Regions from separate parts of the Homo sapiens genome. Here region 2 is linked to region 1. A link is a loop called in an ENCODE intact Hi-C map of the cell type or tissue named here. Cell type or tissue: PC-3. All regions are shown on one strand. Each heading gives the region's core, and the rest is flanking DNA. Links, peaks and the distances in the headings are about the cores only.

Evidence for each region. A loop is a pair of places that touch in the nucleus more often than their neighbours do. Peaks named below come from ENCODE experiments on the same cell type or tissue, not always from the same donor. Only the 100,000 strongest peaks of a DNase experiment are listed, where the experiment ranks them.
Region 2: a loop joins it to region 1, with 1.9 times the contacts of the local background. A loop is called at or near these places in 2 of 110 quality-filtered maps.

Annotation. Positions count from the first base shown.
Region 1 is chr18:58,934,862-58,950,310 of GRCh38, reverse strand. ZNF532 (zinc finger protein 532) reads right to left here. Exons shown (of 10, transcript NM_001375912.1): 5 at 10,690-10,866; 6 at 2,082-2,244. Among named protein-coding and RNA genes, the nearest start is that of ZNF532, 78 kb to the right of the region's middle. In PC-3, for the core only: no CTCF peak of the experiment used is centred there; a DNase peak (open chromatin) is centred at 7,540; H3K27ac peaks cover 715 bases.
Region 2 is chr18:58,880,029-58,895,477 of GRCh38, reverse strand. The region is part of intron 2 of ZNF532 (zinc finger protein 532); the gene reads right to left. Among named protein-coding and RNA genes, the nearest start is that of ZNF532, 23 kb to the right of the region's middle. RefSeq lists enhancers at 2,246-3,072, 5,161-5,661, 5,662-6,162. In PC-3, for the core only: no CTCF peak of the experiment used is centred there; a DNase peak (open chromatin) is centred at 7,707; H3K4me3 peaks cover 829 bases; H3K27ac peaks cover 1,747 bases.

The DNA.
Region 1 (15,449 bases), core at 2,730-10,729:
CTTGTGGCCACAGGATTTTACCACCCCTCTTCAGTTTCTATTTCTTGGAACCTTGTATTCCTCCAAATTCACTATTAACACAAGGAAGACCCTAACCACAAAGTCGATGACCCGACTTCCAGATGCAAAGATGAGTTCTAGAAACCAAATACCTTAAAAGCCTCTTAAGAAGCAACTGTTCTTTTCTTTGTTGTTGGCACACATGTAGTATGTTAAAATATTTTGGTTTAATTCCAACATCCCTAAATTTTTATTAGCAGTTTTAAATTCTTCCTGGTGTTTCATTAAATAGATATTTATTGTCAAAATAATTATGTAATTTTAGCTAAAATAGTTAAAGTATCTTAAGAGGGTTTTACTGTACTTCAAATGAGAATGATGAAATGCATCTCCCATGCTTTTATTCACCCAAGTAATGCCATCACCACCACTATCTTTACCTTGCCTGGAAGGAGAGAATCTCCAAGATGTTCATTTGCATTAAGCAATTACTCTATATGAACTCACACATGTTTAATACAGGAAATGTCAAGGATTCATAATCCAGGCACTTAGCTGACATGAGACTAGAATAATTCAGGGACTTTGCGCTTTAAACTGACCTTTTTTGTGTAACTTTTTGTTTGTTTGTTTCTGAGACGGAGTCTTGCTCTGTCGCCCAGGCTGGAGTGCAGTGGCACAATCTCAGCTCACTGAGATCTCTGCCTCCTGAGTTCAAGTGATTCTCCTGCCTCAGCCTCCCAAGTAGCTAGGATTACAGGCATGTACCACCACGCCCAGCTGATTTTTGTATTTTTAGTAGAGACGGGGTTTCACCATGTTGGTCTCAAGTGATCCGCCTACCTTGGCCTCCCAAAGTGCTGGGATTACAGGTGTAAGCCACCGTGCCCAGCCTGTATAATGTATTTTTAAAAGAGCAAAACTAAAAGAAAGAGATTGAGTTCCTGATAATATGGGGTCTCTTGTTTCTCTGTTTAAAAAGTAAGTCATTTTAATCTCTGAAAGCCAATGGATATTATCTCCTAATCACACAAGGAAAAAAAAATGCTTAACATATTACAGTGGACAGTTAAGCAGCTAGAACTAAGCACTGGCCTTAGTAAGCTTAAAAGGCTATAAATAGATTTCTGTGCCCCTTTTGGGGGTTGGAGAGTAAAACAGTCCACACTGGATATTTATTCATTTCATTAACTGAACACCACCAGGTGCCAGGTACCATACTATATCCTAGATATTTAACAGTCCATTTACAATGCAATCTTTACAGAAAAAAAAAAAAGAAACTAAAAGGTTTAGGGGCATTAATTACAATGCAAACCTAACTGCTTAAATAATTTCAAGGGAAAAAACCTTCATTTTTCTAAATATACCAATATTTGTGTGAATTAGCATAATTCCTCAGAGCCCTTGTCTGTTTCTAAGTCTTACAGAATTCTCAAGAAAAGAAAAACTTCGGCCAGGCGCGGTGGCTCATGCCTATAATCCCAGCACTTTGGGAGGACAAGGCAGGCGGATCACCTGAGGTCAGGAGTTCAAGATCAGCCTGGCCAACATGGTGAAACTAAAAATATAAAAATTAGCCGGGTGTGGTGGTACACGCCTGTAATCCCAGCTACTCGGGAGGCTGAGGCAGGAGAATCACTTGAACCTGGGAGGCGGAGGTTGCAGTGAGCTGAGATCGTGCCACTGCATTCTAGCCTGGGAGACAGAGGGAGACTCTGTCTCAAAAAGAAAAAAAAAAAAAAAAGGAAAGGAAAGGAAAACTTCACAGTCATCATTTTCACATATTAAAAAAAACAAAAAACAAAAAACTTAGTACTTTTTTACTCTTTTAAAATCAGGGCAGACATTGGTTCCTTTTCACTAATCTTTAGTAGGCAGATCAGGACTCCTGAATGAAAAGCACCACAGTCAAGTGAACACATGATGACAGCATGTAAGTTGCTCACTGACAACGACCAGCATCCATCCCTTCCCTCGACAGTGAGGCATGCTTTAGAGTCACCTGCAGCTCAGCCTTGATTTATGACCAATGAATGGATCTGCAATTCATTTAAAGTAGAGGATAGATGCACACACACCTTGATATGGTCCATCATAAGTTGCTTCTGTGCATATAAAAGAGAACAGTCTGGACACTTGAAAACAGACACCTTCTGGTTTTCAATGTGTTGGTCAAAGTGGCGATACAGCAAGGTTTGCAGGGTGAACACAGTGTCGCACATGGAACACTTATATATTATTCTAAAATAGAAGAGTGCAGCGAGATCATGTCAGTCAGCCTCTTTAAGTCAAAGGATCTGCTACTTTATAGCTGAAGAACTTGGGAGGCAGAGGCACATTGAGAACACACAAACACAATAAATAGAACAACGATTAGCTCTGAAACAAACTTTTGAAGACAACTGGCATTACTCAACCATAGATCAACCTTAACATTTTCAGTAAAGATGCATTCAGCTACATTTACTTAGAAATCTAAATTAATGACCATTTTACTATTCACAAATCTATAACTGGCACATGTTTGTACAAAGTCTTCATGTTACTTTAACACAGAGCAAAAGCATCCTTTTTTTTTAAAGATTTTTTTTTTTAAGATCAGACAAGGCAATGATGATACCCTAACTTGGAAAAGAATGTTAATCTGATTAATAAACTAAATAGGCCTACTCAACTCCAAAGTTTTCATTTAGAGTCAGTAGCAATTTTACATTTGAATGTCAATATTTCTATACCTGTTCTTAACACAGGAAGCCCTACACCAGTAAACAAATATACAGTAAAATCAAGAAACAGAAAATAAAATCGATACCACTGTTATTTCAACAATGCTTGAATGTTTCTTACGCTTTAAATGACTTAAAATATTCACTTGTCTCCTACAAACTATTTCCATGACTAATATGTTACTAACAAGCAGCCTCCTCAAATGAATTCAGCAGACCTGAACCTTCTGAACATAATCCCTCCTGCCCATCCACACTCTCTACTGAAACGAGGGCACGAGATGTCTTGAGAGGGTAAAGGGCTGCGTCTACCCTGCTGCCGGCCTCTGCCTCCAATGGATGTGTGTTCGGTCATTTGAGAACAGCTCTGATGGCAGCAGGTCACCATTTTTTAGTCACTGCTCTGGGTCACCCTGGCACATAGGAGAGGGCCTATGGGCATCTGTATTTCCTCTGGAGAACTGTGAGAATGGGCACAAAGAATTCTAAGGAGCCGCTTAGGAAAAGGTCAGAGAAAAGCTGACTGGATGTGAGGGTCAGAAATGAAAAGAGAGAAGTTGAGGTTTTACCTGGCATTCCTACGGCAAAGTTGAAGAACGGAATGCCTCCTAAAACCACCTGCCTTCCCTCTCTCAGGGCCCTGAGAGAGGACTTCCCATGTAGCTTCAAACCTCACTGTGCAATTCTCTGTCCAAAGTTACAGATGTAACTTTTTTCTCTTTTTCCCCGTAAGATTTATAAGTTTAACTGGATTGGCCTGTTTTTACAAGGTCTTGAGATGTTAGTTACTTTACTGCAGAGCACAAGTACCCTTGGGGGAGGGGGTGTTGAGAAGCAGACAAGGTTTTCGGGGCCGTACAATGCAGCACAATGTTGTATACTAATCATTTGTCATCATTAACCGTAGCAGGTGTGACAAAGATGTTCACTTCCTCCCTGTTTGAAACTGCTTAGTGTTGTGAACGGCCCAAATGTCCAAGAGTATAAATAAGTGGTTAAATAGAAAACTAGGCCAGCATGGTGGCTCATGCCTGTAATCCCAGCACTTTGGGAAGCTGAGGCAGGTGGATTGCCTGAGCTCAGGGGTTTGAGACTAGCTTGGGCAACAGGGCGAAACCCTATCTCTACTAAAAATACAAAAAATTAGCTGGGTGTGGGAGCTACAGGTGGCTGAGGCACAAGAATCGCTTGGGCCCAGGAGGCAGAGGTTGCAGTGAGCTGAGATCACGCCACTGTACGCCAGCCTGGGCAACAGAGCAAGACTGTGTCTCAAAAAAAAAAAAAAAAAAACTATATGAAGATTTTTTAAAATGATGTCACAGACCTATACCAATGGCATGGAAAGATTTTCATGCAAATTAAAACAGAAGATAACAAGATAGAATGTATGGTATGATCACATTTTTTAAAGGGCATAGAAAAGAAAGAGAAGGCATAGGATTGTCAGCATCTCTGCTGGATGATAGTATATGTATTTTTATTGCTTTGTTTGTCTCTACTTCCTGTTTTTTCTGTAATTGGCATAGGACAATTGTTTTAAAAAGGATAGACTTGGCCGGGCGCAGTGGCTCACATCTGTAATCCCAGAATTTTGGGAGGCCGAGGCAGGCGGATCACAAGGTCAGGAGATTGAGACCAACCTGGCCAACATGGTCAAACCCCGTCTCTACTAAAATACAAAAAAGAATTAGCAGGGCATGGTGGCGTGCACCTGTAGTCCCAGCTACTTGGCAGGCTGAGGCAGGGGAATCGCTTGAACCCAGGAGGCAGAGGTTACAGTGAGCTGAGACCACGCTGCTGCACTCTAGCCTGGTGACAGAGGGAGACTCCGTCTCAAAAAAAAAAAAAAATAAATAAATAAATAAGGATAGCCTCAAGAAAAGAACTGAGATTTACTAGCTAGGCTAAGAAATTGCTGAGAACTCAATTTTCACATTTTGAGAAATCACTATTTCACAGCTATGCCACAGCTCATTTTGTTCATGCTACATTCCTTTGGGGAGGGATTCTGTTGTTTGGACGTGCTGTCTTAACAACAGGAAGTGTAAAACAGGAGACCATCTATTTACGTAGCTATCATTCTGAGGAGGCTGAGCAGGTTGTTGGTGTAATATTAGAATCCCTCCCCACAAAATACTAACAGATATAAAAGGGAAAATGGTGACTTTATAATGGAGAAACTGCCTCGCCTCGATGATGAAGGGTGGCATCACCACTACCTTGTAAGACAGGTGGATGTCGCCCTTGCCCCCAGAGTGATCCTTTGAGAAAAGCATGGCATCACGGCCCAGGCATTGCCACCAAGAGCACATGCCTGAGTCCAGCAATGACAGTGCAGTGACAGACCAAGTGAGGGTCAGCCACAGGAGAGGCCTGGGTCCCCTTTTGGACGGCCAAAGACATGAGAACAGGGGACACTGAGCAACTGCTTCAGACGGAAGGACACTGATAAGGCAGCACAAGTAAATCCAAAATGTACACCCAGATAAGATCTCGGACCAGAGAGGAGAAAGACACGCATAACAACTGGGAGGAATCTGGATGAAGTCAATGAATTGGATGGTATTGTAATCAACAATGACTTCCTGACTGGGGGGCTGCACGGAGGTTACTTACACAAGTTCCTTTTGTGGAAGAGAGCAGAACACACCAAAGCATTTACATCATGGTCCCCCTTTCCTCCTAAATACAAAGCAGGGAGGGAGACAGACCAATGACTGCAACGCTAACAACCGAGGAATCTGGGGGAAAAAGATGCAAAGATGCATGCGTTCTCTCCATGTTCTTCCAGCTTTTTTGTAGGATAAAATCCATTACAAACTGCAGCTGATTTTTTTTTTAAAGTCCAAATACGACAAACCTCACAGACATGTCTTTTAGGAGCAGAATCTGAGGATGGAGCAAACTCTCCAATGAAAATGGAAAATCCCCAGGGAGACCGGCTACCAGGCAGAGAGGAGGGGCAGCATTCAAGATGGAGAGACCACTCTGCACAAAGGCAGGGGTCTACTGGGCACCGTGTGCTAGGAAACAGTGAGAACCCCAGTGTAGCTGGACTCCCAGGGGTGTGGGAGTGGCCAGAGAGGGTGCTTTAGAGTTGTGCAGGGCTTTGAAAGCCAAACCTGGAAGTCTGGACCTAATCCTAAATGCAAGATCGGATGAGTAGCAGGGTGACTACACCACAACAAAGCCAGTACGGGAAGGAGAAGAAGGAAGAGAGAGAGGAGGAGAGGGGGAGCGGGAAAGGAAGGAGAAAGAGAAAAGAATAAAAAGCTAAAACCAAATACCCATACTCAGGTCAAATTTACAGCAACAAACTCTCCAGAATACTTCAAACAGGTGTCACAACAAATAAATAAAAGACTCCAAGCTTTGAAATTGCTGCCATAAACCTCCTACATTACCATCAACTGAATCCAACTAGGGGCAAAGCACCACCCTCCGCGTCATACACCTAATCCCCACAGCCACAGTGAGGTAGATGACACTGCTGCCATTTCACAGATGGGACACCAGGACTTAGCAGACTAGATAATCTGCTTGGTGTTAAACAGATTCTAGGGCTAAAGTTCAAATTCAGCTTCCTCTGACTCCATACTCCTCTCTCATGCTGCTATTCTAATTTTGCGTGTTTTACTTCTCAGGAACATGTTCAAAAACTCTTGTCTCTTATACAATTCTTATTTTGAAGTTCTCATTTCTCCACTTACATACATTTAGAAATTGCAAATAAAAGGAAGGCACAGCAAAAGAAACTGCTGTTAATCAGCAGTCAAGGAAAAAATAGAAGCAGACACAAAACTTCATTACCATAAGATATAGGCCAGGCATGGTGGCTCACACCTATAATCCCAGCAATCTGGGAGGCTGAGGCAGGCGGATCACAAGGTAAAGAGATCGAGACCCTCCTGGCCAACATGGAGAAACCTCATCTCTACTAAAAATACAAAAATTAGCTGGACATGGTGGCGCGTGCCTGTAATTCCAGCTACTCAGGAGGCTGAGGCAGGAGAATCGCTTGAACCAGGGAGTTGGAGGTTGCAGTGAGCCAAGATTGCGCCACTGCACTACAGCCTGGCAACAGAGCGAGACTCCATCTCAAAAAAAGGAAAAAAAAAAAAAGGCTGGGCGCGGTGGCTTATGCCTGTAATCCCAGCACTTTGGGAAGCCGAGGTGGGTGGATCACGAGGTCAGGAAATCAAAACCATCCTGGCTAACATGGTGAAACCCCGGCTCTACTAAAAATACAAAAAAATTAGCCAGGCGTGATGGTGGGCGCCTGTAGTCCCAGGTACTCAGGAGGCTGAGGCAGAAGAATGGCGAGAACCCGGGAGGCGGAGGTTGCAGTGAGCAGAGATCGCGCCACTGCACTCCAGCCTGGGTGACAGAGCGAGACTCCATCTCAAAAAAAAAAAAAAAAAAAGATATAGTAATGGACAGTCAAAATGATCTCAAATTATCCAGAAAAGATTAAGGGGTACTCAGAGTTTCCTTTTAAACAGCAGGGTACTATGCCTGCCCACACACTGGAAAACAAGAAACAAAGTGCTTACAACAGTACCCAGCACAGAGTAAATGCAGTAAATTAAACAACAATCGTGTGCCATGCTTTTTGAACTGGGATGCTGGGTATTTTTTCATACATCCATATGTTCTCTAAGAAAAACGGGTGAGAGGTTATTTTAACACTGATCATTTAAAAAAGTAATGCAAATCATTTGCATACATTTATGTTATTTGTATAACCACCTGTTAAACAAATACTGCTGGGGAATTTCACTGCCTGAGCTGGGACTATTTAGTCATTTTGGACTTATGTAAACAGAATAGAGATGGATTTAATGCCAAAAGAAACCTTTGGGTCAAATGTAGGCCAAACAGCCACAGGATGAAAGCTTTTACCTTAGTTTTAATTGGAAAAGGGGGTGAGGGAGGGTTATCTCCGGGAACACTGCAGTACAGGCCTACTGGGCCCAACAGAGCTGGTGCAGCAGCCGTCATTGCCACAGTCAGGCTGCGGGTGAGGGCTCCAGGCAGCCAGACCAGCCCTCACACTGAATCCATGCGATTAACTTATCTTTCACTGGCTTTGGAGTTTTGTTAACCACTTCTTCTACAAATTTGTTTCATTTTTATAATTTAAAATACAGTACCTATTTTTAGGCTTGCACTTAGGAAGGAAGGAAGGAAGGAAGGAAGGAAGGAAGGAAGGAAGGAAGGAAGGAAGGAAGGGAGGGAGGGAGGGAGGGAGGGAGGGAGGGGCCAGGCGCGGTGGCTCACGCCTGTAATCCCAGCACTTTGGGAGGCCAAGGTGGGCGGATCACGAGGTCAGGAGTTCGAGACCATCCTGGCTAACACGGTGAAACCCCATCTCTACTAAAAATACAAAAAATTAGCCAGGCGTGGTGGTGGGCGCCTGTAGTCCCAGCTACTCAGGAGGCTGAGGCAGGAGAATGGCTTGAACTCGGGAGGTGGAGCTTGCAGTGAGCTGAGATCGTGCCACTGCACTCCAGCCTGGGCGACACAGCGAGACTGAGGGGGGGGCGGGGGTAGAAAAAAAGAAAAGAAAAGAAAGAAGGAAGGAAGGAAGGGAAGGAGGGAAGGAGGGAGGGAGGGAGAGAGGGAGGGAGGAAAGGAAAGAAGAAAAGAGAAAAGGAAGGAAGGAGGGAAGGAAGGAAGGAAGGAAAAGGAAGGAAGAAAGATGGAAAGAAAGAAAAGAAAGAAAGAGGAAGGGAGGTGAGGGGAAGAGAGAAAAGAAAAAAGAAAAGAAACAAAGAAAAGAGAAAAGAAAAAAAGAAGAAAAAAGAAAAGAAAAGAAAATACTGGGGCTGGGTGCAGTGGCTCGCACCTGCAATCCCAGCACTTTGAGAGGACTGCTTGAGCCCAAGAATTCAAGACAAGCCTTGGCAACACGGCAAAATCCCATCTTTACAGAAAACTTAAAAATCAGCCAGGCGTGGTGGTATGCGTGTGCACCTGTGGTCCCAGCTACTAGAAAGGCTGAGGCAGGAGGATCACCTGAGCCCAGGAGGTCAAGGCTGCAGTGAGGTGTGATCACACTCCAGTTTGGATCAGAATGAGACTCTGTCTCATAAAAAAAAAAAAAAAAAAAAGAGAGAGAGAGAAAAGAAACCACTGGAATAATTGTTTTCTATACAATACCCAAATTTGAAGAAAACTGTTTTAGCCTATTTTAATCATTTGCTTCCTTACATTCTGAGGTAACAACTACTGTTCCAGATGTCACACACATTTCTGACAATCAAATTTTATTTATTTTAATAAAGAACCAAATAAAAACTGTATTCATCCCAGGGGGAAAGGCTACATTAGTACCCACAAGTCTAACAGTCCTGAAAACTGAAGACACTAAAATTCACTAATCCCCATCTTCAGAGTCAAGACATCAAGACATGTATGGATTCCTTAATTTGTAATGTGTTTCATTTTGGGATCAACCTACAAAGATCAGAATGAAGGTCCTACTAAAATAAAATTTAACTTCAACATGTTTTTTTTTTTGATAAAACAGTCACTTCTGTAGTATTCAATCACATTTCCCCAAAACTAAATGTTTCAACAAAAGCCAGGAGAGAGAGAGAGAGAGAGAGAGAGAGAAAGAGTGTGTGTGTGTGTGTGTGTGTGTGTGTGTGTGTGTAAAATATGGCATAGCTGTGTATCTTCCCCCTAATACTTCCTTAATTATGGAGTTATGGGCAAAAACACAGCAACAGATTTGGACAGCAAATCTAGCTTCTTGTAATGATCAAACTCTATGTTGCGATAACTAATCCAGGAATAAAAGGAGCACAACCAGGAGCATTAATCCAGTGCTGTGTGCACAAGGAGGGAGCGAAGACACACAGGAAGGAACTAATGCTGACAGAGCCCTCCATGCTCCAGACACAGGCACTGTTGTGCTACACATTTTAAATACATCATCTCATCTCATCCTCACTTAAGCAGGACCCTCACTTCATGGGGGAGAAGATGGCCGCTGAGACAGTGCAGGTCCCAGGTCACCCAGCCGGTGGGTGGCAGGATTCCGACCGGCTCCAGTGCCCACACTCCCTCCTCTTTGTTAAGCTGCCCCTACTGCAGGCAGGCAGCCCCTTTTTGCTAAAGAACCGCTTCATTATTAAAGACTCCACAAAGCAAAAATCAATCAAATTAAGAGCAAGATTAAGGCAAAAAAAAATTTACTAATCAGGGACTTATACTGGCTATGAAGTTAAATTCAGTAACCAGTGTCTTAAGTTGCCTTCATCTTAAAAATATTACTTTTTAAGCAAAAGTGTACCCTATAAAAAAGGAACTATGGAAAAATTTAAAGATGACAGGGTTTCTAAAAAATAGTTTTCCTAGGAGTTGTCAAAAATCATCTTAAGAGGCTGGGTGCCGTGGCTCACGCCTGTAATCCTAGCACTTTGGGAGGCCAAGGCAGGTGGATCACGAGGTCAGGAGATCGACACCATCCTGGCTAACACCTTGAAACCCCATCTCTATTAACAATACAAAAAATTAGCCAGGAGTGGTGGCATGCACCTGTAGTCCCAGCTACTCAGGAGGCTGAAGCAGGAGAATCGCTTGAACCCAGGAGACGGAGGTTGCAGTGAGCCAAGATCGCACCACTGCACTCTAGCCTGGGCGACAGAGCGAGACTCTTGTCTCAAAAAAAAAAAAAAATTCATCTTAAGAAAAAAATATAAATATTTACTTGTTGAGCAAAAATTCGTGACAAGAGCATAAATAATAGGTAACGTTTTTGGACAAGGTCTTTACCTGGAAAGAACAGAAAGATTTGGATGAGCTATGAGCTGTATTTCATAAAGCATCAAAATTGGCATAGCTGCATAATTTTTCAGATCTTGGTAAATGTTATTCAATAGAACGACTACTACCTTGCTTCTAAATTGCTAATAAAGCAGTGGAGTAAAACTTGAAAGTCGGTATGACTTACTTTGGTTCTCCTATCTTGATGCCAGGATGCTGTGTGTAGGCGTGGGAATGTGTGCTTGGGGCAGACTTAAACGCCATTGGACAAATAGGACACTTGTAGAAGACTTCACAGTGAGAACCTTGAATGTGAGACTTCAGAGCAGCCACATCAGAGTACACAACATTGCAATGCACACATCTGTTAGAAAAATAAACACACGGTCATTAGCACAAGACCATAACACACGTGTAACTGCAAAAACTGGGTGAGATGAACACACTTTCATAGCCCTTTTAGGTTTTTAATGGCCCTTCGGAAGTATATTTTAGTTTTTTTCCTATTATAAATCAACTTAATTGTTTATGGGTTTTTTTTTTTTTTTTTTTTTTTTTTTTTGAGACAACGTCTCGCTCTGTCGCCCAGGCTGGAGTGCAGTGGTGTGATCCCGGCTCATTGCAACCTCCACCTCCCAGGTTCAAGCAATTCTCGTGCCTCAGCCTCCCAAGTAGCTGGGATTACAGGTGTGTACCACCATGCCCAATTACTTTTTGTATTTTTAGTAGAGATGGGGTTTCGCCATGTTGGCCAAGCTGGTCTCAAACTCCTAGCCTCAAGTGATTCGCCCACCTCAGCTTCCCAAAATGCTGGGATTATAGGTGTAAACCACCATGCCCAGCCTATTTTTATATGTTTAAGAGAAAAGATCATGAAGAAGAAAAATAAAACTCAAATGGTCTATTTTTGGAGCATCTTTAACATTTTTAAGAATGGATGTCAAATCTCCAGACCACTGTTTTTGGAGAGGTTACATATGCTGGATTCTGGCACCAGGGCCCTGAGTTTCCTACCCATCTCCAGGACCCAAATAGCATTTCTAATGGAAGAAATCTTCAGTGTCTAAACCTGCATGCCAAGAACAGAGGGGCAGAGAGGAACAAAGAAGTTCTGGCTCCAAGGCCTCGGCCCACTGTTTCCTGGTACACACTGATGTGGTCAATGTATGTGGGGTTCATGGTGGTCCACAGGATAGAGAAGGTCAACCACCTAGGTGTTTTGTCTCCTAGAAAATAAATTTAAGTACACTTGCATTTGTTTAAGAAATTGCATGAATTACAAACCTCTGAAAATTCAGCATCTCTAAAAAAAATTGTCTAGCTAACCTCCTTACTTTATGAATTTCTAGTAATCTCACAATTAGCTCATTCCCTGCTCAAATATAATCCAACAAAGACAAACTTTAAATCTAAGATACATTTCTCCTCTATCTCATCTTTTTCACACAAAGACTCTAAGCAACACTTACACCTCCACTTGATGACCAAGTCTTCCTTGTTCACACCTGAAAACTATTTAAGAGTGGTCTCTCTGCAGGTACAAAAGTCTCCAGAAATTTACCTCTAATACAACTGAACATATGTGCTCCCAGATGTGAGCTACCCAGGGAAGGAAGACTGCAGACAGGGCCTGGTTTCCGGGGGGCAGTGTCCAAAGACTTCTATGACAATCTAAGATGCTTCTATTCTTAGAACCTCCCTTCTGAATCATGGAGATGCTTCCGAAGTTACACAGGAGTGGCATGTTCTGGATTGTATGCATTCTATTTAAGCTTTGCAAGCATTCTGTTAAAATCATAACTAACGCATTAGCATTTCCAGTGACTGAAGGCATTATGTTCAGCAACAGCTATGTTTAAACACTAAATAACAATAGAGAATAAAAGGACAGCCTCTCTAGCCTATCTACTTGAACTGGTATTTCAGGCAATAGAGCCACCTAAGCATATTGAAACTATTTTGGGTTAACTTACTGAGTTGTCTTGAACAGGTTAATGCTCCTCTCTGGGCCAGTTACTCATTTGTAAAATGAGAAGAATTAAAATAGATCATTTTTAGCTCTTCCCAAACCTAGAAGCCTACAACTCCCATGAAAGAGGAAGATTATGTAAAACAAAAGTAGATGGGTAATTAATGAAACTGAAGGACCTACCACACCATAAACTATAAACAGAAGATTTTCCCATGAAGGATAGAAAGATGGTGTTTAAAGAGCAAAAGAACCAGGAAGGACAAAAAGGAATACAGAGAAAAGCAATAATTACCTAAAGTCACTTGGAGTGAGAGGAAGGTTTAATGTACAGCAAATAAAAAGGAAGTATCTAAAATAAAGATGGAATTTTTTGAAGCAAGAGGAAGTGGCTATGACTCAATCCAGAGAACACCATGGAGACCAAGGGAAACCCTCCTTAATGTAAGAAACGAAAGCAGGGTATTTTAAAAAGTCATAAAACATCTGCTTACAGGAAGAAGAGGCATTTCAGGGGGCAACAGAGGCCAATGGGGGATGTAAATAAGACAAAGAAAGGCAGACTTCAAACGGCTCATGCAGTATCTTAATGCTATGAAAAATCCTGTCTACTAAGAAATACGTAATATCCTGAAGTCCTATTCTGGATAGCAATAAAGTTTCTTTATTTTTTGAATTAAAAAAAATATTTACAGTATAAAATCCTATAACCATTCCCCTTTCTAGATATACAGTCCAGTGTATCAAGAGGCAGGAAAATTCAGAAAAAATATTTGACTTTTATCAATATATAACTTTTACCAAGTTAACCAGGAGCCAGGGATGACCCATCAGTATTTGGGAGATGTAATATGAGCAAGAGGAGAGACAGCAAGGCACACTGCACCAAGACGAGACAAAGTAAGGCGTGGGAACCATGCTGCTACATTAGACTCATCTGGCTAAAGAAAAGACACATTGAAAATGAGTAACTATAGAGCCAAAGGGAGCAAAAAACATGACAAGGCCACGGGGCTACTAAGCCCCACTTAAACATGAACCTGGACCCTCATATGAAGCAGCAGAGGAAAAGAATTACGTTTAAAATTGCTCCTCTCTTCTAAAGGAGCAGTCAACATGAACTAAACTTCACAACACATCGTTGTTTACCAGCCCCATATAGCCTCAAGTCCAGGGAGAAAAAAATCTACACTTAACACAAAATTTTTGGTTAACAACTTGAAATCTACAATTTGAAATACCGAATTTGAACAACTCTGTGAGTAGGGCAAAAGAACAGAAGAGCAAGGATGGTCTTTTCCCAAGTGAGTTGATTACTTTCAGCCTGCATGTGGAGCTTCTGTTTTAATTTAGGAAAGATATCAGCAATAGCTAAAATTGAAGAAGTCATATTTCCTTTAATCATATCAACTTTCATTCTATTAGAAAAACTAAACATTTGAGAAAAATTTGACATTAGTGCAAAGAAGAGCACTTGGGAAGTGCTGCAGAGCTGCTTTCTATTATTAAACACATAATCCATTAATAATAGTTTCAAAACGTGATGGCAAGAACGAAAGTATTATTCTGCATGGACTTTGCAGATCTGGGGCACCTTTGATTATCCTGTTTTGCTCAGTAACATCCCAGTGGAGCTGGAGGCAGACAATGCACCAATTTTACTGACAGAGGCACCATGGCACAGAAAGAATACGTGAATTACCACATAATTAGTTACTGGCAGAAGTCGTACAAGAAAACTGGTTTCTTGATTTCCAAGCCAAAGGTTTCCACCAGGCTAGATCTCAATCCATAAAACATTTGTGCATTACAAGTTTGGAGGCATGAGATAAAATGTGAAGTTAAGTCTCATAGCTTAGTGTTGTTTAATGCAAAACTGGGCAGAACCACCTAGGAACTGATGATACCAGAACCTAAACTTAAATAAAACCATCAAATCATGCCAACTGGACTTCATTTTTATTCAACATAATTTATTACAGGTGAAAAAAAAAATCACTGCATATTAACAATCTAACAAAGTTACCAGGTAAGCAAATACTTAATGTTAAGATAAACATATAATACAGTAATACCTCTATTAACAAAGACACTGTGTATCAGTGACATGTTTTCCTTGGTGGAATCTTCTTAGTGAAAATATAAAAGGCACAGGAAGGTCATAAGATGGAGAGAAAAGTTCATATATATAATCATTCAACACTAGCTAACATTAGATTTGCCAGATGTTGTACAATGCACATCTGAGAATCCTGAGGGACAGTAAAAGGGACTACAGTGAAGATATGCAGAAGAGACAAGGGAGGAATGAGAGAACTCGAAGGGGGAGAGGGAGGAGGAGGAAGGGGGGAAGAGGGGGGAGAAGGGAGAAGGAGGAAATGGGGAGGAGGGAGAAGGGGAGAGGGAGGAGGAGTGGGGGAGGAGGGAGAGGGGGGAGGAGGGAGAGGGGAGAGGAGGGAGAGGGGAGAGGAGGGAGAGGGAGAGGAGGGAGAGGGGAGAGGAGGGAGAGGGAGGAGGAAGGGAGGAGGAGTAAGGGGGAGGAGGGAGAGGGAAGGAGAAGGGGAGAGAAGGGAGGGGGAGAGGGAGGAGGAGAAAGGGAGGAGGGAGAGAAGGAGAGGGGAGGAGAAGGAGAGGGGAGGAGGAGGAGAGGGGAGGAGGAGGAGTGGGGAGGAGGAGGAGTGGGGAGGAGGAGGAGTGGGGAGGAGGAGGAGTGGGGAGGAGGAGGAGTGGGGAGGAGGAGGAGTGGGGAGGAGGAGAAGGTTATTTGGAGTGCAAGGCTGGAACATACACCCCATCTTTCAATGTGGACCAAATAAAAGTAAAAGACCATCGCACTATTTCTGTTTTCATTAGAGAAGGGGAAATATTAAGAGGTGCGGAATGTATAGTTTTCTTGCAGGGGTTAAAATGCAAAGAGTATGATAACAAAAGTCTGCTACAAAGGGTACAGTCAAAGCTGACAGTCAAAGCCACACCTG
Region 2 (15,449 bases), core at 4,338-12,337, 56 kb after region 1:
GGTTTCTTTGCCACAAGAGTTCCCCAAATCTTTATCCCCAACCCATTTTGAGAGCTTTAATATATTAAAGCACATTTTGAATCGCCAAGAAGGGCTAGAGCATAAAATACTTATCAAATCTATCTGACCTCTGGACTCTCTTTTCCCTAACAGCATCTGGGAGGTGTACGTGCCCTTTTGGGAAATACTGCCTTAAAGACATGCGTCTGTTCCTTTGCAGCCAAACGTGAGACAGAGGCTGCAAGCATCTAGAAGACGACGCAGCTACTGCTCAGTGGAGGGCCACCAATACCATCTGTGACTGGCACCCTGGCAGAAAATTGAAGTTGGGCAAGCCGATTTAGGTCAAACTTTAGCAACAATTTACACAGAAAAGCCCAATTAGAGCCTCTGCCAATGGCTCTGTGCCACAGGGATAAGGGGAAAAGAAGGAGAATGGCTCAGGCACAATTTCTTTTGGCTCTTCCTGTGGGATAGTAACTTTTCTCTGAGTTCCACAATGCTTTTTCTTCTAAACTACAGAGACAAGGCCTATGTTGCCCAGGCTGGTCTTAAACTCCTGGGCTCACATGATCCTCCTGCCTTAGCCTCCCATGTGCTGGGACTACAGGCCACCATGTCCAGCTCCCAAAATGTTCATGTACATTAATCTCTAAATATTCCAAGTAGACAACAACATTAACCTAGAAAATATGCTAAAATATCTAGAAAAATTGACAGGGTAGTTTGTTCGTAAAATGCCAAGTAGTGCCTGAAAATCGAGGATGGCTTCAAGTCTAATGAAAACAAGGTGCATAAAAGGAAGATCAAGACCACACAAAAGGCAAATGATTAATTACTTCCTTAGGGAAGAATAAGGAGGTCAATATTCATAAAGCCTAGCAAATTAATACCCACAACGAGCCATGGTTTACTGGATTTGATTAGTAAGAACATCCTTTTCACTTATTCCATTATTTAAACTCTTCCTAGACCAAGGAAAGTCTATTTTCTTTTTTTTTTTTTTTTTTGAGATGGAGTCTCGCTGTTATCACCCAGGCTGGAGTGCAGTGGTGCAATCTCAGCTCACAGCAACCTCCACCCCTCAGGTTCAAGCGATTCTCCTGCCTCAGCTTACTGAGTAGCTGGGATTGCAGGTGCATACCACCACACCCGGCTAACTTTTTTGTATTTTCAGTAGAGATGGGGTTTCACCATGTTAGCCGGGCTGGTCTCAAACTCCTGACCTCAAGTTATCTGCTCACCTTGGCCTCCCAAAGTGCTAGGATTACAGGCATGAGCCACCACGCCCGGCCGGAAAGTCTACTTTCAATGGCAAGATGAAAATCATATATTTATGCTCCTGTGCATAAATGCTCTGAAGAATGTAAGACAAGTGGCAGGCCACAAAGAAAGGCCACAGCAATCTACCACAAAGTTACTCCAACACGGAAATGATGCCAGACACATCTCTTCCTTCTCCCTGTAGTTTGAGTCTAGAACCAGAAGAACATGGTGGTTCTTCTATCTCACTACCACAGACAGTAAATACAGGACAAGCAAAGAGCCACAATGAGCCCAGTGAGATTCAGGAACCACCCAGCTGATCCACAGTCAGGTAAAAACGAGTCACCATTCTACCCCCATGTAACCACTGCTCTCTCTGGCTTGTACCCACGAGAAGCAAAAGGCAAACCTTTAAATATCAAAATATCAAGCCAACCATTTCACAGGTGACAAGTTAGCTCTTAAGCAGTCCTAACAGATCAATATAATAAGCATGTGGGTCCAAAATTCACATAGCTTCCCAATTATCTCATTTCTTTCTTTTTTTTTTTTTTTGAGACAGAGTCTTGCTTTGTCGCCCAGATTGAAGTGCAGTGACATGATAACGAGTCACTGTGGTCTCAACCTCCCAGGCTCAAGCGATCCTCCCCACCTCAGCCTTCCCAAGAGCTGGGATTACAGGCACGAGCCACCACACCCGGCTAATATTTGGTATTTTGTAGTGACAGGGTTTCGCCACAGCCATGTTGCCCAGGCTGGGCAAGCGATCCACCCATCTCAGCCTCCCAAAGTGCTGGGATTACAGGTGTGAGCCGCCACGCCAGGCACCAGGCAACTAGTTATCTCATTTCTAAAGCAAACTATTAACATAATAATAGCAAGAGATTCATTGATTTCTAAATCAACTCACAGACACTTCTAATTATTCTTTTTTTATTCTTTAAAGTACATAACGCCCTTAATCCCAGCACTTTGGCAGGCCGAGGCAGGCAGATCACCTGAGGTCAGGAGTTCAAGACCAGCCTGGCCAACACATGAAACCCCGCCTCTGCTAAAAATGCAAAAATTAGCTGGGTGCGGTGGCACACGCCTGTAATCCCAGCTACTCGGGAGGCTGAGGCAGAATCGCTTGGTCCTGGGAGGGTGAGGCTGCAGTGAGCTGAAATCGCGCCATTGCACTCCAGCCTGGGTGACAGAGCAAGACTCCATCTCAAAAAAAAAAAAAAAAAGAAAGTACAAATCAGAAATTGCTGAGTTGATAATCTGGAGTAACTGACTTGCTCTCAGTTAATTGACAAGCATTCCTTGGGACTTTCTTTGCAGAGTACTACAGAAACAGCAGTCACAGATCTCATCATTTCACCCACCAGCAGCAGAAAACTGAATTCTCTTGTATGAGTTCTACTGCAGTAATGTTCCCCTCCTGTCTCTGCCACGCCCCCACTTGGGGAACCTTCAGCCAACAGAACCTCTTAGATTCAAAATCTCTACACGAACATTGCTTCTGCATCACAATTGCTCAAACTTGAATGCCAAAGTAGCATCGTTGTGAAGCGCTTTATTTAGACGACAGGCTGCCCTTTGTTCAAATGTACCTCTTTCATTCCTGGAATTTATTATGGGTATTACGTGCTCTTTGCCAATGCTCTAACACCCAGAAGTATAAGCAACAGAAACCAAAGGCCTCTGGGAGGCCTCCTCACCAGAGATCAACTGGTAACATTTGGGATACAGATTTCTAAATGCATACATAAGCATAAATATACATACACATATATAGGCATTTTCACACTCAGTAACATATCCCAGATACCGTTCCAGGTCTACGGGGCTTCCATCAAATCAGACACTCCATGTCAATTCAACAGTGTTTTCAAGAGTACCCTTTAAATTTAGATTGTGATATTCTCCAAAGAGAGTTTAAAGCCAAAGCAAGTAACCACAAGAACAACCTTTCTTCATAAATTCTTACAAAAATAACTCTTAAACAAAAAAGAAAAAACCCTTTGAGACACAGTGTTGTGTTTCACTCTTTTGCTTTAAAATCCTGAAGATATATGTTTAACTCACGATAAAATGAAAGATGAGAGAAATGGAGACATTAAAATAATTTACTCATGCGCTTAAATCATAATTTTTATGTTTAAAATGTCTCCAAGAATACCTTCTGTCACTCTATCCATCAAGATACTATATATTCTTGATTTCACAGTAAACCAGCCTTGCTTATGGGTGAGTGGGGGCTGGTATTTTAGCACTTTTACTTTCATTTTCCTAAAGGATCTTGGCCTGAAGGAAATGTTCTATTCCAAATAATAAACTACTTCCCCCAACTCAAGGTAAATGTGAACCCAGGAGTTTATCCAGCTTTAGGAGGGAGGGCAGACTGGCATAGGCTGGCACTTAGTATCACACCAGGGTGGGAAAGAGGATGGCACGTTCAACAACAAAACGAGGACTGGTCAGAACAGAGAAGGTTAACCAACTTTCTAAGAGATCCTCAGTCAAACTCATTATAAATAAATTCCTATTTTAGGTAAAAAGCTTAAAACACATGCAAGAACACAGACCAACACTAACAGTAAAAAGTCTTTTTAATCACACTTACAAAGCATGATCCATTTTACCTGATTTTTTTAAATGTTCGTAAGTACAAGCGTCCCAGGTTTCATTCATTCATTTTTGAGACAGTTTCTCTGTGTCACCCAGACTGGAGTGCAGTGACATGATCTCGGCTCACTGCAACCTCTGCCTCCTGGGTTCAGGTGATTCTCATGCCTCAGCCACCCAAGTAGCTGGGATGACAGGCATGCGCCATGATGCCCAGCTAATTTTTGTATTTTTAGTAGAGATAGGGTTTCGCCATGTTGGCCAAGCTTGTCTCAAACTCCTGGCCTCAAGTGATCTACCCACCTCAGCCTCCGAAAGTGCTGGGATTACAGGCGTGAGCCACCAGGCCAGGCCTCCAGGTTCCTTTTAAGAGGAAAGAGAGAGGCCGGGCGCAGTGGCTCATGCCTGTGATCCCAGCACTTTGGGAGGCCGAGGCAGGCAGATCACAAGATCAAGGGATCGAGACCATCCTGGCTAACATGGTGAAATCCCGTCTCTACTAAAAATTACAAAAAATTAGCCAGGCATGGTGGCGCACGTGTGTAGTCCTAGCTACTCGGGAGGCTGAGGCAGGAGAATCGCTTGAACCCAGTTAGCCCGATACGGTGGCATGCGTGTAGTTCCTGCTACTCAGGAGGCTGAGGTGGGAGGATCACTTGAACCCGGGAGGTCAAGGCTGCAGTGAGCTATGATAGCATCACTGCACCCCAGCCTGGATGACAGAGGCCCCATATCTAAAAAAATAGTTTAAGAAGGAAAAAAAAAAAGGAAGGAGAGGAACCATTTACCTACCGGGAAGAAGAGGTAAAGAGGTCTGAGGAAGAGGAAGAGGTGGAGTGGGGGAGGAGGAAGAAGAAGCTAGAGGGCAGGATGGAGAAAAAGAAGGGGAGAGGGAACAGACTGGGCATACAGTCATATTACAGTGACTGGTGAGAATACAGGTAGTACTTAATAAGTAATTCACATATCCTTCCTTACTTTTTAAATTTCTCAAAAAAAAAAAAAAATGGGCGGCAGTTAGTGCAAGGACAGAGGGAAAAGAATTCCTGTAACAGAGCAATGCGGGGTCATTGGGATTTTGGCAAGGAGATACCAGGTACAGTTTAAGGTTTAAAAAAAAGAAACCCAGAAGTCATTAAGGAGATAATGATGGAACCACCTTTATATCAAAAAAAGAATAAGGATCAAACTGGAGTCAAAGACACAATAATGGCCCTCTGGGTAGAAGAAGAGCAAATATTTAGATAAACCCAGTTGTAACAGTTAAGTACTAACCAGGGTACTTAATTTTACTTAAGAGTTATATATATACGTGTATATATATATATGTATGTGTGTGTATATATATATAACTCATATATATATATATTTTTCCTCCCCAGGCTGGAGTGCAGTGTCAAAATCTCGGCTCACTGCAACCCCCACCTCCTGAGTTCAAGTGATTCTCCTGCCTCAGCCTCCCAAGTAGCTGGGATTACAAGTGTGTGCCACCATGCCCAGCTAATTTTTTTTTTTCTTTTTTAAACACAGTCTCACCATCTCCTAGGCTGGAGTGCAGTGGCGCGATCTTGGCTTACCACAACCTCCACCTCCCGGGTTCAAACGATTCTCCTGCCTCAGCCTCCTGAGTAGCTGGGACTATACAGGTGCATGCCACCACACCTGGCTAATTTTTTATTTTTAGTAGAGGCAGGGTTTCACCATGTTGGCCAGGTTGGTCTCAAACTCCTGACCTCAGGTGATCCTGCCTTGGCCTCCCAAAGTGCTGGGATTACAGGCGTGAGCCACCGCGCCTAGCCAAATTTTGGGGTTTTTTTGTTTTTTGTTTTGAGATGGAATCACAGTCTGTCACCCAGGCTGGAGTGCAGTGGCGTGACCTCGGCTCACCGCAACCTCCACCCCCTGGGTTCAAGAGAGTCTTCTGCCTCAGCCTCCCGAGTAGCTGGGATAATTTTTGTATTTTTAGTAGAGAGGGGGTTTCACCATATTGGCCAGGCTGGTCTCAAACTCCTGACATCAAGTGATCCGCCTGTCTCAGCCTCCCAAAGTGCTGGGATTACAGGCATGAGCCACCACACCCGGCCAAGAGTTTGTATTTCTTAAACACCCACTCCACTTCTGGAAAAATATCCTTTTAAGTAGAAAGTACAAGTTAATATAAGTGCTGTTTTCTTACTAACTGTATTTTACAGAAAAAGTACAAGTACATGGATATGTGTTATATGGCTCAAGAAAGACAACCTGATAAATTTCAGGTACACCTGGAACAAGCATCCCTCTTTATTTGTGGCAGTTACCTGGAAACAGGAAGTGCCCAGGGAGGGTTTATTCACCTCTATCTAGCTAACTTCAGAGCTTTTTAACTCTATGTGTTAACTACTTAGGCATATATATCTAAAATGCTTGGAAAAGAGAGAGAAAGAAAATCACGGAAAGAGAAAACATGATTTGTAAGAGGTCTGGGGGAGAAGTACACTGAATATTCTAAATCTGAAATGCTCCAAAATCCTAAACTTTTTGAGTGCCAAATTAACACTCAAATGCTCATTTGGAACTTTCAAATTTTGGATTTTTAGATTTGAGATGTTCAACTGGTGAGTATAATGTAAATATTCCAAAATCTGGAACAAAAAAACCTAAATGCTGGTCCCAAGCATTACGGATAAGGGATACTCAGCCTGTATGAATTATATATATATATATATATATAAAATATATATATATAATATATATTATATATATATAAATTATATATATATAAATTATATATATAATTTATATATATAATTTTTTATATATATAAATTATATATATTTTATATATATATAAATTATATATATTAATTTTATATATATATAAAATATATATATATAATTTATATATATATATATATATATATATATAATTTTTTTTTTGCCTTCCTTGGAGACAGAGTTTCGCTCTTGTCGCTCAGGCTGGAGTGCAATGGTGTGATCTTGGCTCACTGCAACCTCCGCCTCCCAGGTTGAAGCGATTCTCCTGCCTCAGCCTCCCAAGTAGCTGGGGTTACAGGCGTGCGTCACCACACCCAGCTAATTTTTTGTATTTTTGTAGAGACAGGGTTTCACCATGTTGGCCAGGCTGCTCTTGACCTCCTGACCTCAGGTGATCCACCCACCTTGGCCTCCCAAAATGTTGGGATTACAGGCGTGAGCCACTGCACCCGGCCATATTTTCATTTCTGAAAAGAAAACTTACAAGAAAAATATCTGATTTTATATTTATAAAATTAGAAAACGTGACATTGTACATTCTAAGTGATTCTTTACTTTCACATGGAGTTAACGGATTTAATATTTGACTGATTTGCAGTTTGCTAAAATCACATGAAAGTTCCAAAATGTTCAATTTTCCTTTATTAATGAACTATCTAAAAGTTTTATACTGTCTGCCTATATAAAATAAAATACTCATGATGATTGTGGTTTATTATTCAACTGAGTAAATTCCTTTAAAATATATCAAGTTTTCATAATTTAGATTAGAGCATAATCCCAGAAAATCCTTAAAGATATGAAGTTCTGCTCCTTCCATTTTCTGAGAACTAGAATAGGAGAGTAGTTAGAAATAATTTATGAACGCAAAGCTCTAATCTAATAAAAAGATGTTTGGGGAGGGCTCCTTTAATTCCGCAGGAAAAGCCATTGGCATATTATTTCTGCTCCCCTCTGCCCCGGGGGACGCAGGGATAAAGCAGCTTTCACAAAGCCCGGCTGCCTCAGTCACTTCCTCAGGAAGTGGCACTGACCGCAGCTCGCCCCGACTCGGTGTGGTCTCCAGCCTTCAGATAGGCCCTAGGATTGGGAAGAGGACACTAACCACAACCAGCAATACTGCCTAGTCCTGCATGACGGTCCCTCCTGTGAGCGTGGGGGTTCTGTTTTGGTTTGTGGTTTTGTGTTAAGCCCAGGTGGAAGATGACAGGTCACACAATGATGCAGCAGACTACCCATTTTCTTTCTTCCCCTCTTCTCCCACCAGACCACCCAACTGACCCCAAACACATGAGAGGCAGAGGGCTGCATCACCCCGGAAATAAATATGCATCGAACAATAACCAAATTAAGCAACTCCAGCCAATTCACATGACCAGTGTTTTCCTTTTCTTGCTCAAAAGTCAAAAACAGAATTGTGCTGACTTGCTGTGAGCGTGAAGGTTCTTGAACAGTGGAATATCTACTTACTGAATATATAAAGCCTCCAAAAATACCTGCCCCATGTTTCTCTTCAGAAAACAAAATGTACATTTAAAGGGCAAGACTGCCCTCAGGTTAGCATTTCAAAACCGTGGTTCTGCACAGAAAAATTCAAACACAGAAGAGTTTACTAAATACCAAACCACTGCAGGAGACCAGAAGGCCTGGGTTCTGCCCAGGGCCCCTCGGGCCCCTACGCAACTGTGTTGCGGAATAAGCCACCTAACAAAGCTATCAGAACTCCATCATCTGCCTGTGTTCCCTCAGGGTGTTCTTCATTTCACCGCCAGAAAAGCCTTAGGAACCAGGTAATTTACCAGAGCTGACCATCCCTGCAGGTATCTGGTAAAGGACAAGTGAAAATGAGCTCTGGGCAGGGCTTGCCCAGGAACCTACTGAGATTACAAGCTAATGAAAGAACATCTCCAACTAAGGAGATTACTACAGGATAGTCTCTCTCTAATAGCATACCCACAACCAATAAATTCTAAAAATCCATATAGAAAAAAACCTACTCTTCCCCTAGTTATTCCTGAAGAAAAATGGGCAAGGCCTCTATGTGCTATATCTGGATGACATGTCATTGATCTCAGGGCATAGAGGCAATGTTTTAAACCACAGAAATAAAATCTCCCAAATTGAGGATCACATGTACAAAAACGTTTGGTGCACAGTTATTTGTAACATAGCAAAGCACTAGAAATCATGTACATATCCATGACAATGGTACATAAACGATTATGTAACAATCATGGTACATCCTTTATTTTTCAGATTGTGGTAAAAATACACATAGCATAAAATTTACCATGGTAACCATATCTAAATGCACAGTTCAACAGTGTTAAGTGCATTCACATCGTTTTTGGCACATTCCTTTTTTATGGAGTACCATGCCCTGATTAAAAGTGAGGTTAGAGTCACTGTAAGTACTGAAGTGGAACAATCAAGATTGAACATTAAGTTAAAAAAAAAAATCAGGTCACAAAACAATACATACACTACCTTAAAATAAAATAAGCATACGTTTTTATATTTAAGCATATAGACACGTAAAATTCCTAGATACATAAAATTGAATGAAAGGACCAGGTGCAGTGGCTCACGCCTGTAATCTCAGCACTTTGGGAGGCCAAGGCAGGAGGATCACTTGAGGCCAGGAGTTCGAGACCAGCCTGGCCAATGTGGTGAAACCCTGTCTCTACTAAAAAAAAATACAAAAATTAGCTGGGCATGGTGGCACACACCTGTAGTCCCAGCTACTCAGGAGGCTGAGGCAGGAGAATTGCTTGAACCTGGGAGGCGGAGGCTGCAGAGAGCTGAGATGGCGCCACTACACACCAGCTGCGATGACAGAACGAGACTCCGTCTCAAAAAAAAATAAAGAAATAAAGTAAAATTCATAGAAAGGCTCAGAAGGATGCCACCACAGATCCTGACCCCCAGCTTTAAAAGGCTATGAAACGGGGTGAGGGAAATTTTGAGCTTTTACTCTCTACTTCCAACTTTTTTTTTTTTTTGAGACATTGTCTCGACCCAGGCTGGAGTACGATGATGCGATTTCGGCTCACTGCAACCTCCGCCTCCCGGGTTCCAGTGATTCTCCTGCCTCAGCCTCCTGAGTAGCTGGGATTACAGGTGCCTGCCACCACACCCAGCTAATTTTTGTGTTTTTGTAGAAACGGAGTTTCACCATGTTGGCCAGGCTGCTCTCAATCTACTGACCTCAAGTAATTCACCCTCCTCGGCCTCCCAAAATGCTGGGATTACAGGCATGAGCCACCATGCCCAGTCCAACTGTATTCTTCTAACACTAAAAAGAATTTTTTCAAAATTCATCCACATAAGTGTAGGTTTGCATTTTCAAAATCTCATTATGTGCACAAAAGGCAGGAGGTGGAAATTTAAATTTCCTACAAACTTTGAAGGTCATAATGTATATCTGTAAATGAAGATAATAATAAATTTCCTACAATCATCAATCCTGGCAATTCTGTCAAAGGTACTTTTGTACAAGCTCTGTTTTCCACTGGCTATACGTTCTTTTAACTAAAAAAAACAAAAACAAAAAAACACCCAGCTGAGCGCTGTGGCTCATGCCTGTAATTCCAGCACTTTGGGAGGCTGAAGCGGGCAGATCACCTGAGGTCGGGAGTTCGAGACCAGCCTGACCAACATGCAGAAACTCCGTCTCTACTAAAAATATAAAAATTAGCCAGGCGTGGTGGCACATGCCTGCAATCCCAGCTACTCGGAAGGCTGAGGCAAGAGAATCGCTTGAACCCAGGAGGCGGAGGCTGCGGTGAGCCGTGATCATGCCACTGAACTCTAACCTAGGTAACAAGAGTGAAACTCCATCTCAAAAAAAAAAGAAAAAAAAAAAAAAACCCTTGTACTGGTAGCTTACTGATTCATCAGTGAGTTTATAGAAATACTGAAACGGTCTAGGCTAAACCTGTCACTTTTAATAAACCTCAGGAAAATCCATGATAACTTTTGCTTGAAACGGGTTATTCAAATAGCTTCACAATGAGAAAACAAGAAAAAATTTATAAATTTCTTTACTGTTTAGATACAAACTGCCTTTTTTTCCCTTAATGAAGCATGTTTGATGAATTTTAATATTTCAAAACTAAGAAGTTACTTATCTGTGTGAATACTAGTAACAAGGGATTCCTGGTTTGGGAGGAAAACTCATACCAACTTTAGAAGCATTCCTTTGGCATTTTGTAAGTACCATGCTTTTTAGTAGCATCTCTAAAAACTGTAGCTTCAAAATATTGATTTCCTACATTAGAAGTGATGTTTTGAGTATAGAAAAAGAATAACTTCAAAGCAATTTTCCTTTGTCACCTGAATAAGCCTTCCACATTTTTGTGCGTTAGGTCCTAAATCCTGCACAGAAGCTTTTGTCCCTGAAATGCTCCGAACTATCAGCAATAGTCGCTGCTTCTTCTCATTTACTTTGTCAATTAAAAAAAATTTTGAGACGGAGTCTCACTTTGTCACCCAGGCTAGAGTACAGTGGTACAATCTTGGCTCACTGCAACCTCCACCTTCCAGGTTCAAGCGCTTCTCCTGCCTCAGCCCTCCAAGTAGCTGGGATTACAGGAGCGCGCCCAGCGCACCCAGCTAATTTTTGTATTTTTTAGTAGAGACAGGGTTTCACCATATTGGCCAGGCTGGTCTTGAACTCCTGACCTCAGGTGATCTGCCTGCCTTGGCCTCCCAAAGTGCTGGGATTACAGGCGTAAGCCACTGTGCCCGGCCAAGTTTTTAAATTTTAAGCACTAAATTTAAAATATTAATATTTGCAAACACTTTTTGAGACTTCCAGCATTAGAAAACATGGAAGAGAAAACTAGTAGCTGAAGGTAACCTACTTCTCTGGGGATTTCACAGGTCCACGAGGCTGACTGGCTTGCTTCCCTCAACAGAGGTCTTTCTTTTGCAATTTTCATCCCCTGAAGTTTTGAAGTATTGTTCTTACTACAAGGCTTCAAGTCAGTGGCTCTCCACTGGGATGACCTATCACCAATTATATTTAGCAATGTCCAGAGACATTTTGGTTGTTCTAACTTGGGGGAGGAGGCATGCTATTGGCATATAGTGGGTAGAGGTCAAGGATGCTGCTAAACATCCTAAGACGCACAGGACAGCCCTCCCCACAACCAAGAATTATCCAGCCCCAAATGCTAACGGTGCTGAGGTTAAAAAACTCTGCTTTATGTGAGCAGGGATGCCTTCCCTATATCACCCTATCCTCCTCCCACCAATACTTAATCCTACTGGAATCATAATAAACCTGCTTGCTTAGGTCATCCATGCCAGAGCCATGTCCTAGTATACAGACAGTAGCAATTCTCTGTTCCAGCCGACCCTGACCCTGGCCCTCTCCCATTAATTGAGGGAGTGGACAAATAGGCTCCCTGCACAGGTATCACAGCTGTTCTCATCCTCCAAAATGATGCCACTGGCTAATCATGAAACAATTCTCACTAGATACCAAATTCACTTAAAACACTTTTGGAATTCTGAAACACAGTCCTTTTATCTAAAAAATATGTCTGAAAGTATCCCCCACAGTGATCACTCACAGAATGCCCACCATCATTGACTTTAAAAATCAATTCATTTAAAAGTTCTCTTCCTGGAGTAAACAGAAAACAGGAAAAAAACACAGAGAAAGAGAATTAATTACATCAGTATATCAATCATTATGTTATATTGAGAAGAGGATGGATGAAACCCTCTGAGTCTTCCTCACAAGGCCCTCTCTCAGTTTTCATTAATTTCATCAAAGACACCAACAGCTTGGAAGAATATTTACCCAGGAATGTTCCTCCTGTTACTAAACTTTCCACCCAAGAAAGGGGAAGAAGGGGTTCTACAGTCTAGGAATTTGAGAAATGTTAGATTAAATACACACACACACAGCCTGATTTCTTTTCTCAAGGCTTCTCAGAACTTTCCAGAGCTAACATGAACCTCCAATGTGAATCTTCAAAGTGGGAATCCAGGGCTTTAGCATTACCCAAGCTTATCTGATGCTGGAATCTTTCAGGATGAGATATCTCTGGGACAAACGTAAAGCTGGGTTTAAGAAATTATTCTCTTTGGAGACTGGGGATGGTGTCTCACACCTCTAATCACAACACTTTAAGAGGTCAAGATGGGAGGATCACTTGAGGCCAGGAGTTTGAGACCAGCCCAAGCAACAAAGCAAGACCCCATCTCTACAAAAAATAAAAATAATAATTAGCCAGGAATGGTGTTGCACACCTGCAGTCTCAGCTACTTGGGAGGTTGAGACAGGAGGATTGCTTGAGCCTACAGGTTCAAGGCTGCCATGAGCGGAGATCAGATCACTGCACTCCAGCCTAGGCAACAGAGCAAGACCCTGCCTCTTAAAAATATATTCTCTTTAGGAACTGGTTTTAGGAAACAGGCATGCATCCTATAGTTATCATGTGAGGGAGGTGCTTCCAGCCCATTTTCCTGACAACTCTAACTCCATGCTTTTCTTGGCAGTACTTCCTCTCCAGACACACCTCTGCATCAACCCAAGATGACTTAAGGAAAGAACAAGTTAACAAATCTCCAAATATGGAGGGAGAGCAAGAATGAAGTATTTCTAAAGAGACTCCACCTAAAGTTTCATGCCATAGAAATGATTATAAAAACTATGTTCCCAGCTTGGGCAACATTGTGAAACCCCGTCTCTACTAAAAACTGAAAAATCAGCCACACATGGCAGCGTGCACCTAATAGTCCCAAGCTACGCAGGAGGCTGAGGTGGGAGGATCACCTGAGCCCGGGAGGCAGAGGTTGCAGTAAGCTGAGATTGCACCACTGTACCCCAGCCTAAGAGACGGAGCAAGACCCTGTCTCAAAAAATAAAAAATAAAAAACCTTGTTTGATGGTTCTGGAAGTATTTCCAAAAAGAAGCTATTTGTATTGTAAAATGCACACAAGTAGGCACACATAGATACTGTAAAGGAAAAACAATGAATAAAAGCAGCACAAGATCTCTTAATGTTTATGGACATTGAGTAGCTACAGCCACATCAGTCTCCTGAAGCAAGAAATGCCTCATGGCTCTTGACAATAGGAGAAATACTGGTTGACCTAGCAGTGGCTTTGAACGTCAAAGATATCTGAGCCTGACACCAATTAGCTATAAAAATGACACCTATAAACCACAGGACACTGTAGGTGATTTAAAGCATGGGCTTTCTATAAGACAAACTGAGGTGAGCTCTGCCTTTTAGAAGTTACAAAATTCTAACCAAGTGACTTAACTTCCATAGGTGATAACAAGACAGATGTCCTCAAAACTTACAACAACCACATGCAATATGATAAACAGCATCCTCAACTTGCGTGCCCCTTGCAGACACACAACCCAGCAAGGTCTTTTAAGAAGTAAAACAGGCTGGGTGCAGTGGCTCATGCGTGTAATCCCAGCACTTTGGGAGGCCGAGGCAGGATCAGCTGAGGTCAGGAGTTCAAGACCAGCCTGGCCAACATGGTGAAACCCCGTCGTCTCTACTAAAAATACAAAAAATTAGCTGGGCTTGGTGGCAGGCCCCTGTAATCCCAGCTACTTGGAAGGCTGAGGCAGGAGAATCACTTGAACCCAGGAGGCAGAGGTTGCAGTGAATCACTTGAAGGAGGCAGAGGCTGCAGTGAACCGAGATCACGCCACTGCACTCCAGCCCGGGCGACAGAGCGAGACTCTGTCTCAAAAAAAAAAAAGAAAAAAAGAAAAAAGAAGCAAAACAGATGCAGAACAGATTCTTCCTATCTTCAGTGACCTGAAATTAGACCACTGTGTAACCAAATATGTTATAGCTCAATTTGAAACTTCAAGTGAAGTCAGTAATATCCTAACATTCAAGATTAGAAGAGAATTTTTTTAAAATTCTGAGCCATCTAAATCAAAAGCAGTAAAGCCTAATCACAGTATTACATCAAGTGCTAAACTATGTGCTTAATCTTTTCCAAAATTAACATTGGCCAGATAAACCAGACTTGCATTTTGCCAGATATATACCTCTGAGGGGCCCCAAACATACACACACACACACAGACGCGCGCGCGTGCGCGCGCGCCTATGAGAGGGCTCAAATATACATCTATGTACCTATAAAAGACCCTGAACTTTAGGTTTGAACAATTCCACCAGTCATTTGGCCAAATTTCCTACCTTCAGTGTCTCAGTCCAACAATTATTCAGACAACAAGCATTTGCTATGCATTTATGGAGCTAATACTGCAAGCTAGACATACTGTTTTTGCAATTTCTGAGTAAAGAGAAAACAGAAAAAAGATTCACTTTCCACACTCAAAAGAGCTCATCCACTCTGGCAATTGTATTAAAGAACGGTAAAGGTTACAGACTTCAGGGTGAGAAAGATCCGGGTACAAATGCCAACTCCAACTTAGCCTTGGCATATCCATTAACCTCTCTGAGCCTCAAGTTCCTCAGGAATAAAGTGGGATAATAAGATGACCCACTTTTCGGCACTGCTCTGAGGCCTAACGACTTAGATCTCAAAATGGCTCCAAATAAACAGAGTTTCCCTAGCTGCATTCTACCAAGGTGACCAAGTCACCCGTTAGCTCATCTTCACTGCAACTCTTGCTTTTCATCATTTCTTAACAAACAAGTGTCTATCGAGCCAGACAGCTATGCTCAGCGGCCTCTGCACACTTTCTTCTCCTGGTAAGTGTTCCCACCATTCCCTCTCTGGATCACCTTTCTTTTTTGTCCAACTCCATCCCTCTCTTTTTTCACACTTCCACCAAAACATCTTTTTCAGAACCTCTATTTG